2 separate regions of the Homo sapiens genome follow, and region 2 is linked to region 1. A link is a loop called in an ENCODE intact Hi-C map of the cell type or tissue named here. Cell type or tissue: endothelial cell of umbilical vein. All regions are shown on one strand. Each heading gives the region's core, and the rest is flanking DNA. Links, peaks and the distances in the headings are about the cores only. Region 1 overlaps DIAPH3 (diaphanous related formin 3). Region 2 overlaps LOC107984625 (a long non-coding RNA gene).

Evidence for each region. Peaks named below come from ENCODE experiments on the same cell type or tissue, not always from the same donor. Only the 100,000 strongest peaks of a DNase experiment are listed, where the experiment ranks them.
Region 2: a loop joins it to region 1, with 2.9 times the contacts of the local background. A loop is called at or near these places in 3 of 110 quality-filtered maps.

Annotation. Positions count from the first base shown.
Region 1 is chr13:59,663,600-59,668,984 of GRCh38, forward strand. It overlaps DIAPH3 (diaphanous related formin 3), which reads right to left. Exons shown (of 28, transcript NM_001042517.2): 28 at 1,984-3,247. The coding sequence ends at 2,985. Among named protein-coding and RNA genes, the nearest start is that of DIAPH3-AS1, 350 kb to the right of the region's middle. In endothelial cell of umbilical vein, for the core only: no CTCF peak of the experiment used is centred there; a DNase peak (open chromatin) is centred at 3,102; H3K27ac peaks cover 1,161 bases.
Region 2 is chr13:59,491,418-59,496,802 of GRCh38, forward strand. The region is part of intron 4 of LOC107984625 (a long non-coding RNA gene); the gene reads right to left. Among named protein-coding and RNA genes, the nearest start is that of DIAPH3-AS1, 520 kb to the right of the region's middle. In endothelial cell of umbilical vein, for the core only: no CTCF peak of the experiment used is centred there; DNase peaks (open chromatin) are centred at 984, 2,344 and 3,274; H3K27ac peaks cover 3,334 bases.

The sequences.
Region 1 (5,385 bases), core at 218-5,217:
GGGGACACTGCCAAACCATATCATGGGGTTTGTCACTGGCCTGGATGGAACATCCTTGTCAAGATGCACACACACACACACACACACACACACACACTTAGAGAGACAGACAAAAGAAAGAGAGAGAGGGAGAGTGCACGGTTTATAATGAGGGATTGGACCAGGTGATTTTTTGGAAGCTGAGAAGTCCCACCATCTGCCATCTGCCAGCTGAAGGTGTAATTCCAGTCCAACCTCAAAGGCCTGAGAAGCAGAAAAGCCCGTGATGTAAATCCTAGTCTGAGTTCAAAGGTCCACGAACCGGGAAGGCCGATGAGAAAGGGCAGGAGAGGACGATGTCGCAACTGAAGTAGAGTGTGCAGATTTACACTTTCTCCACTTTCTGTTCTATTCTGGCCCTCAGGAGACTGGATGATGCCCACCTACAGTGGGAGGGCTATCTTCCTTATTCAGTCTATGTATGCAAATGCAAATCTCTTCCAGAAACACCCTCACAGGCACAATAAGAAATAAAACCGTACCGCTTGTCTGGGGCATCCTTTAGCCCAGTCAAGTTGACACATAAAATTAATCATCTGCCGGGCACGGTGGCTCATGCCTGTAATCCCAGCACTTTGGGAGGCCTAGGCGGGCGGATCACGAGGTCAGGAGATCGAGACCATTCTGGCTAACACAGTGAAACCCCGTCTCTACTAAAAATTAGCCAGACGTGGTGGTGGGCGCCTATAGTCCTAGCTACTCGGGAGGCTGAGGCAGGAGAGTGGTGTGAACCTGGGAGGCAGAGCTTGCAGAGAGCAGAGATCGCACCAGTGCACTCCAGCCTGGGCGACAGACTCTGTCTCAAAAAAAAAAAAAAAATTAATCATTATACTGGCTCATTCAAATGAACAAACTGCTTATTCAAAAAAATAAAATTGTACCTCAACTCCTGCCCTCAAATTAAAGGTCAATGCTATGGTTTGGCTAAGGAAATATCATGCATTTTAAAACCCTAATCATACCTCTAGCCCATTGCTGAAAGGGCATCTACCAATAAAAGTATCTCCAAATGATCGTTCCTTGAGTTGGTACTCACCTTTATCAGACATTTAGAGGTTTCCTTTCCACAGCTATGGTCCTTTTTGGAGCCAGCTGCTGTCATCAAGGGAGAGAGAGTGCTGGCTGCTGACCTGTGGGTGGCCAGACGCTTCTGATACTCTGCTAGCCTTGGGCTCCTGGCCCTCTTGCTTGAAAGTTGTCCTCAGCCCCTGCAGACAGACGCTCTGGGGCTTGACTGCTCCATTTCTGGACTTCCTTGCCTTCCTCTGCCCCTCGGAGTCTCCGTCATCTTCACTTTCCTTTATTTGCCGGGCTTCTTCTCCCCCGTGGCTGCTCCCCGGTCCCAAGTTTCCAGAGTTTTTACCTGCTTCCTGGTGTGCCCAAACTATCTAGTTGAATTTAAGTTTTGTTTCTGAAAAACCCAAGTCTGCAAAATCACATTAAGAACTGATAGTGAGAGTTCTTTCATTTAAATTCTTTCCTAAACAAAACAATCCTGCCTTGTTGTTAGGGGTGCCGTCAGCTTAAATATGTAAATGTCCTTCACCTTTCTTGATTTTTAAGGTTTGTTTTCAGAAAAACAGGAATTGCAACTGGATGGCAAAATGCACATTTCAGCAATACATACAAATTCACATTTATTCCTACACTGGCTACAGAGAATACTCTGTTCTCCAATGTCTATAAACAGGGCCTGGCTCATAGTTCTAATTAATTAACTTTATTAACTTAGAGCTGAAAGGAGGTGGCAACTTAAGGAAATAAAAAGCAATAGACCTTGCCCGACTAGTTCCATATAACTGCTTTTTAACTGAAGGTAAAAGAACAGTCACTTACTTATTACATGTAATAAAGCAAAATAGATGCTTAGACAGACTGCATAGCACAGTCTATTCTCAGCTTATCCACAGAATGTTTTCAAAAAAAGAGAGACAAAAGAAAGCATTTTTTTTCATTTAGTGCAAGTAGCAAGTTTATTTCCTTTGATATAGAATTAACAGAGTAATGATGCCCAAATGAGGTAATATTACATTTGCTTAGGAAAACTTTCCTTGAAACACTTATTTAGATCTTTGTTAAAGTTATTGATTGTCAGATCAGAGAAATTGCAATCCCAAGTTTATTCATAAAATAAAAAAAGTTGTTACTTTGGAAATTTCAAAATGGCAATTTTATCTCAGAGTCATAATTACAAGGGGAAAAATACTCTCTTAGCCAAGATCAAGAATTTCGGCAGCACTGCAATTCTGTTTACATCCACGTTACACAAAAGCACATGCATTTGGCAAAGAGAGTGCATACATTCTTATTGCATCATTTTTCGTTATGTGCTCAATTGCCTTATGGTCCCCTAGAGGGTCTACTTAACATGAATTCAACAATGATGATAATGGGGTCACCAGTCATTTCCTTACATATATAGCTCTGATGTATTCAATTACATGTTTTTGATGTTGTGCTGGTAGTATATAGATCCCAATTAAGGAGAAACTTGGGCCTATATAAACAATATATATGGAATATACATGGATATGTAAAGACTTGAGGTTGATGACCTGACATCCATTAATGTTAAAAATAGTAAAGTAAAAATTCCAGTGGCTTAGAAAGATGGTATTTTCTTAAGGACACACTGCTGAACACATGGCCACCTACCTGCTCTCTAAAGCAATATGTATAATTTAACCACCAAATAAAGAACTGAGGAATACCAGGAGACAAAAAAAAAAAAAAAAGGATTAAAGCCCGGTACAATCTTGAATAAACCAAAACCTCCAGTACATAGAAAAAGCATTGCAATCATATATTTAGCTTTATTTTTCTAATATATATCATAATTTAAAACTATATAAAGTCACTTACATAAAAGCAATTTTTTCAAGTGTTATAGTTTAGAGCATGGCTTTATATTTGGCTTAATCATTTTTTTTAAAAACCAGTTTAACTTATAAAGCTCGTAATCTTGCCAGCAGGGCTTCAACTTCGGGAACTGATTCATTTTTAGAAAAAGAGCCAAGAAGTTCCGTTTCCTTTTTTCTGTTGCTTTCTACATTACACGCTTCCTTCTTCTCAGCTGCCTTGATCCTCCCAGTAGACGTATGAGTGTCTAGATTATAATTAAGCTCCTTGGCGACTGGAGTCCTTGTTGAGTTGCAATTGATATTGTAGTGTGAACGTGACCCTTCTGTCAACTGCACTTTCTGATTTTCTACAGTAAGGAAAAAAGAAACATAAAACTTATCACCATGATAACCAAGGACTGTGCACGTTATGAAACACATTTAAAATAATTATTCTCAATAAATAAGTAGTCTTCTTAGATAGACTAAACAAAGAAACAGTCAACAGAGTAAGACAGGTTTAAAATAATCACACAGGGGTTTAAGAATAAACTAAAATATAACAGCCAACCGTTTCATTAGCACTAATGCCCATTTCCTTCTTCCTTTATGCCTGACATGCCTGTCACGTGGTTATTATCAGGGCCTGGTCCCATATTTCTTTCAGGTCTCTGTTCAAACACCACCTAAAAAGAGAGGCCTTCCCTAGCCACCCATCTAAAATAGCATTTGCCCTTTGCACTGCTCTATCCTTCCCCGTCATGTTTTCCTTCACAGGGCACATGATGGCTGGACACACAATATATTTGCTCACTTGTCCATTGTCTGTCTTACTAGAATGTGTGCTCCAAGACAGTAGGGACATTATTTTAAATACTGCTGTAACTTCAGGGCCTAAAATGGCCCTGGTGCAAAGTAGGTCCTCAATAAATATTTGTTGGATAAATAAATAATTTCCACACTCTGTGACACAAGATTAAACATTAGCTTGAATAATAATGAGATTAATTTCCTTTTTGAATGAAATCAAGAAGGAAAGTTTCTAATAAGAATTTAAAAAGTCGATTATTTTCCTTTAAAGAAACAATGAACTTGGCAAGCAAATAATTAAAACTTCCTAGCAAACCAGAATGTTATATGTAATTGTCAAGTATATACACATCTATACATACATGCATGTACATATATACATACACACATACATTCTTTTATTGGTAAGTGATGGTAATGATGACTTTTAAAAAACAGACACCCTCAATATTCATGTAACCTTGAATGGGGCTTGAAAATGGCTTCAACAAACCTGACATGACATTTAAAGTTTTTTGGTTATTCTCTGAGAGATGTTCCATTGTCCCAATAGTAATGACTTTGGAGCACAAGCAGTCACTCATGACAGTGTGTTTTATGTGAGTGCTGAAAATTCCAACTGAAAACAGCTTGTACATTAAAAGGTGGCTGCTGAAGATATTTACTGCACTGTCATTTTCTGACCAGAGGCTTCCAGTGATGGATGAGGATTTTACACACTTTCTTGGACAATCTCAACAAATTTTAGAAGTATGATCACCTTTTAGCTGCTGGAAGAAAATAAATACACTTTGTCTTTCACCTTCTATATCAGGTGGGCAACTGTTACTCAAAAATCAAAATCTAATAGAGCAGTGATTTTCTCTTAAAGGAGTGTATGCTCTGTAGCTTATAATGTACATATTGTGTTTGCCGGAAAGAGCACGGTAGATGTGGTATTCCTGCAGTTCCTATGACCACATCCTTTTCTTTTCTAGCTCCCACACCTCTGTCCCAAAGAATGCTTGAAAACTGCATTTGCAGCTAAATGTAGAATGTTGGCCAGCTTACTGCTCCTTCCCCAAAATGTTCCTATCTTTGCTTATTTGATTTCCTGCAAACCACTACATCATGATGGTATCTCCAACAAACCAGTTTATTCTGCTATTGGACAACTCTAGTTAAAAGTCTAATGGCAAAGAAGAGATTAAATTAGCCAAAATATGGGTATAGAATATGAAATGTGTGTGTGCGTGTGTGCGCGTGTCCATGTATGCACTCCAAGAAAGTAGGGACATTGTTTTAAATATTGCTATAGCTTTAGTGCCTAGACCGTCCTTGGTGCAAAGTAGGTGCTCAATAAATATGTGTTGGGTAAAGAAATTATTTCCATACTCTGTGACACAAGATAAACTTTAGTTTGAATACTAATGACATTAATTTCTTTCTTGAACGAAACCAAGAAGGAAAGTTTCTAATCAGAATTTTTAGTCAGTGGTTTTCCTTCAGAGAAATAATGAACTTGGTAGGCAAATTATTAAAACTATATATATACACATATATATATATGTATGTATACACACACACACACACACACACAAAACACATACATACATACCATCTTATGAATAGCCTGTATTTTGTTGCACTTCAAACATTACCACCCTCAGCATATAGATTGAGGGGTAAAAGCAAAAGGAGGTTAAGTCATTTGCTT
Region 2 (5,385 bases), core at 161-5,160, 170 kb before region 1:
GTGTGGAACCCATGGGTACAGAGGGCCGACTGTATTCATTTCTTTCCTTCTTTCCTTAAGCTACAGACAGCCCTTACTAAACACTGTTAAGGGACTAATGGCTTAAGGTAAAAAGACTAGTGGGAAGTGGGGAATTAGTTCTGTCATTAAGCCACTGCTCCTATACCATATCTACTGATTTATTCTTTCCCCAAATGTGTGTTTTTCTAAATGTAGATAGGTCAGAAAAAATGGCTTCAATATAGGAATTAAATGAGTATAATAATAGTAATAATCACTAATAATATCTAGCTTCAGAAGTGTAAGAAAATTGGCTTGTTTCTTTAATAGAAAAGTCTACGGTTTTCTTTTTTGGTCCCTAGAAAACTGAATCATGATTTATTCCTGTGTGTTAGGAGGGGATCTGTTCTGCTAAAATCATTAGATTTATTTAAGTTCACACAACAGAAGGAGACATTCTGGAGGCTCTTTTTCATTGTTAAATGAGCACCTATGTGGTAGTGTCACAGATGAAGGAGATAAAGGCACTTTGAGGAATAAAAGAGAAAAGGCACTTTGAGGAATAAAAGAGAAAAGGCACTAGCATAAAAATTAATCAGATTAAGTGTATTAGTAGATAGAGATCTGCAATCTGTTTTCTACACCCCCTGTGTGACAACATGATGAAGGTAATCAGGAAAACTACTGGAGAGGGCCCACAGTTTAAAGACCAATATGCTAGAAACAAAGGCTTCCCTGAAGTACTCTTTATGATGCTACACCTAACTCTCAGCAGGACAGCTAATTTCTCACACCAATCAGTCCATTGCAAGAAATGCTGAGGTGGAAAAAAAAATCCCTGCTGCACACTTTCCTGTCTTTCCCCAGATTCTAAATCTTCACACTGAAAATAATTTGCAAGCACAGGCATCTCTGAGATTCAATGGATTTTCCCTACCACCCCTCTTTGTTCCTTCAATCCTAGAGGGATGCTCCAAGCAGACAGGAAATGTGACCCAGAAGTGTGGCGACATATTTTTGTCTTGTTTCAGGAAGATGAGTGTTTCTCAGTCTCCTCTAGTTGAACTCACACATTCCATCTTTGGAGAAAGTTTTAAACAGTTCCGGCTTATTCAGAGTCCTTCTTAGGACCAGTTTAGGAAGCTGCCTGCAGGGACACAATGGCTGTGGTGGGCACAGCACTTTGAATACATACCTTCAGGGATGGGAGTATGCTACTGATTTTGTTTTTCTTTTCTTTTTTTTTTTTTTTTGAGATGAAGTTTCACTCTTGTTGCCCAGGCTGGAGTGCAATGGCACGATCTCAGCTCACCACAACCTCCGCCTCCCGGGTGTCAAGGGATTCTCCGCCTCAGCCTCCTGAGTAACTGGGATTACAGGCACCCGCCACCACGCCTGGTTAATTATATATTTTTAGTAGAGACGGGTTTCTTCATGTTGGTCGGGCTGGTCTCGAACTCCCAACTTCAGGTGATCCGCCCGCCTTGGCCTCCCAAAGTGCTGGGATTACAGGCATGAGCCACTGCGCCCAGCCAACTACTGATATTTTCTTATCATGACTTCCTGGGCAAGATTTTTTGTTACCAATCAATATCCATCCTAACCCAGGTCACACTTCAAGAATCTATTTAAACGATCCTATACTGACTAACAGCTTGATAGAATATAATCACATAAACTTCAAATTAGTTATAATTTTTCCCTTTGAATATAAAATGTTATTTAAAGTCTTCCTAACAAAATAAATGAAAAATATGTGGATATTCCACAGAAATCTCTATATCTAGGCAGCCTTTACCTAAGTGAAACCAGTCACAGAAAATGTATCCATATTAACCAATAATTATTGATTTACTTTCATTTATCAATAATTCATTTATTTCCATATTGAAACAGGATTTAAGGGTAAGGAAATCAGGGATGATTAAAGTAAAATGTCTTGGGTTCAAACTGACACCAAGAAGCCTAAACATGCTCAGAGATGCCATTAGTCAATATGGAAAATGTGGGCAATCTAGGAAAAACCTGTTGTCTTCCCACTCCAACCCTGAGCAGCCCTGTGGGCCAAGAGTTTGTTGAACAGAAGTAGGGGGGTCTAAATTTCAGACCCCATGTTCTACCTCAGCCAGGTGCATTTTTACATTTCACAAACAATTCAGTCACCGAAAGCAGCCCAGGCCACATTCTACAGCAGAGTGAGAGCAGATCAGTAATGAGTCCTTGCTTAATAACAGAAACTGTCTTGCAGGTGAATCTTTGAAAAGGTGGCCTCTCCTTCATCCTTGTGGTTATTCAAGTGAAAGTGAAAGGTTTCCCTGTCATGACATAAAACTGAGCAAAAAACAATCACCATATCTCTTGCCAACTTTGTCTCCTTGACTCAGGAAGATTTTAAATATAGAACAAATACTGCTTGCATCAGTAGCAATCCAGCCTCTATGTCACTATTGGATTAATAATGCTTTAGGATACATATCTCCAATATGAAAGGCTCTATCTAGCACACCAAATACCCTGATACAAGAACACTTCCTACTGTAGGCATGGCTATAGTAGTATATACTCAGTGTAATAGATGAGCAGTTATATTCTTTAGATATATAGAATAAATTTTATCTTTTGAAATGAAAATTCTAACACATTACTCTTCACAAGAAAAAAAGTCATAATCAGTTAAGACATTAGAACCCACCCAAATAATTTCTTCTGAATCATCTCTCTATTTGCTCGACTTCTCCCTTGCCCCCATGCTCCCACTGTCTGTAGTTACCAGATAGTAAACATGAATGCTGAATCAAGAATGAAAGAAAAACAGAAACATATATTTATGTAAACTTGTATTGATTCAACTAGGGAGAAACCCCACAGCTTTCAAGGCCTGAGTCACAAATCATTGTGATCAGAAATGCTGATGTGCTAGGAATGCACAAGTATTTTTGCTTATTATCATGGCCCAGGCCTGTTGCAGAGCAAGAGTTAAGCTGAAAAACAGTAAATATGGTTTTAAGCTTCCATTTATCAGGCAATATTTTGGGAAAGGGAGGACACAGTGGTGATGAGTCCAGGCTTGTATATTGAGCTCTACACTCAGTCACCAAAAGATCCACATTTGGGAAAATCAGAGGGAGGTCACACCACCTTTCCAAACAAGAGAAAACTCTGTTCTTCCCAAGATGACCTGAAATGTTCTAATTATTGGTTATTCCCTCTGGTCGGTGATGCAGCCAACAAGCACGTAGAGTTCAGTGAACCCACAAGCGCACAGCTGTTATCTTTGACTTATGGCCAAAACAAAAATTGGAACAGAATTTACTCAGACAAGTGTAAAGGCTTCTGTTTAAAACAGCTATTTTCTAAGCCAGATAAACAGCTTTGAAATGGAGAAGAAATGAATCCTTTCCTAGAATGTCTGAACCAAAGTGAGGTCAGCATCTTGAAGACAAGATGTTAACATAGATTACCCACACGGCTGCACAAGTCTCCCAAAGCATGAGACAGCCTCCACACCTCTGAGTTATCTGTAACTTTTTTTTTTTTTGGGGGGTCAACTTTTTGTGTTTTGGAAACAACTTTCTGCATTTGGGAAAGGTGGCTATGTTTAGTTAGTTGGTGACATAAAACATTAAGAACAGAGAATTGCTGTCCTGGAAGCTTCTGTGAGCCAGCAATTGCATAGGCTAGTGGCCTCTTTGGCCAGTAGCATCAGAGGCTCTTATGTGGCAGTTTGAGGGCAGAAAGAAACAGAGTGGTATTACTGTGGGCTTGAGTTAGTGATTCCGGCCTTTGAATTTCCACTAAGAAACATTAGCAAATACCCAATTTTTTATAGGTGGCAAAGGGACTGGTAAGAAATAGCTGGTAGGAGAAGCAGGGAAAAATCACCCTCCCAGTTACCTACACAAATACTGTGTGTCTGTGCTAATCTGGCAATCCATCTTACAATCACCAAACAGTGCAGAGCAAGGAAGCAATTCGCACTGCAATAGTGCTCCTCAGAGCTTTTCATAGCTTGATGCCTATTGCAGCTGCTTATATTGTACCAGCAGGTGGGTATAAAATAGCAGATTCCGGAGCCTACAAAAGCCGTGTCCCAGGGTAGAAGAGGAGATGATTTTTTTTCCAGTAGAGTGAATATGCATATCAATGTACCTGAATGGAGAGCTGGGTCCTGGTGAGCTGTCATCAGCACCAAATCTGTCTGTACTTCCATCTCAAGTGGTCTATTTGAGCGATAACAAGGCTTATGTAGCAAGGGTTTAAAAAGCCTGCTTCTCTCTTGATTCTAGGGGGTTTACAGACTACGTCTGCAGTGCGGACAGCCTTGAGCCCACTATCAACATTCATTCATTCCCAAATTCTCTCTGCACTCATCATTTGCAGCAATAATAAAATCTCACCAGTTTGGAAGTCCTGGGTTTTCTAGAATAGTAAGCACCAAGTATCCAGACATTGTAAGAACAATTATAACTACATGGCATCGTGGCCTGTTCTAATATACTCTATCGTTAAGGCAGTCAGCTGCTTAATTAGTGTCAACTTCATACCCAGTGGGCAGGGATAGTTATCAGAAGCCCACTGAACAAATGGACGGGACGTTTCAAACCTTCGAGCATCAAGCTTCTCCAAAAATAACAAGAAGTGACAGCTGAAGTCATGCTTAACAGAATTGGTTTAAAAATGTGAAATGGTTTTTAAAAGCAGCACTGCCTTCATATTGGGTGTGAATGAGGCTTTGTATGAAATATTATAGGAGGGGAAATCCCTAATAAAGCTGAGACTCATGCTTTGTTCTCAGTGTCTGACAATTGGATCTCTCTAGATAATACTTGAAAGGACTGAGAGGTGTGGCAGCAGATGGGTGGGAGGCCAAGGCTGTGTAAAACAACCCTCTGAGAAAGAGTTTCAGCGAGCTGCATAAGCGGCACCATCAGGACCCATCTGTGTAACAATTCCAGGACTGTTGCTTATCTGGTCATTTGTTTTCATAAAATGAGCAAGGAGAATCATGCCTGCCACATTCCTTGCCTCCCTTAGACCGTATGTCTCCTGCTGGTAGTTGTCTGGTTATTTTATTTTACCCTTTCACCACCCGATTCATAGCTTTCTTAGAATCCTCTAACACTGGGGTCAGAAAAATTTTTCTGTAAGAGGACAGATAGTAAATAGATTAAAAGTTTGCAGACCATACAGTTTCCATCACAACTACTGAACGCTGAGGTTATAGCGTGACAGCAGCCACAGACAACACACAAATAAATGGGCATGGCTGAGTCCCAAGAAACGTTATCTACAAATATAGGTTGGGTGTCACATTTAGCCCACAGCCACAATTTGGGGATCTCTTCTCTAAGACACTGTATCTTAAATAAAGTCAGCTGTGGGAAA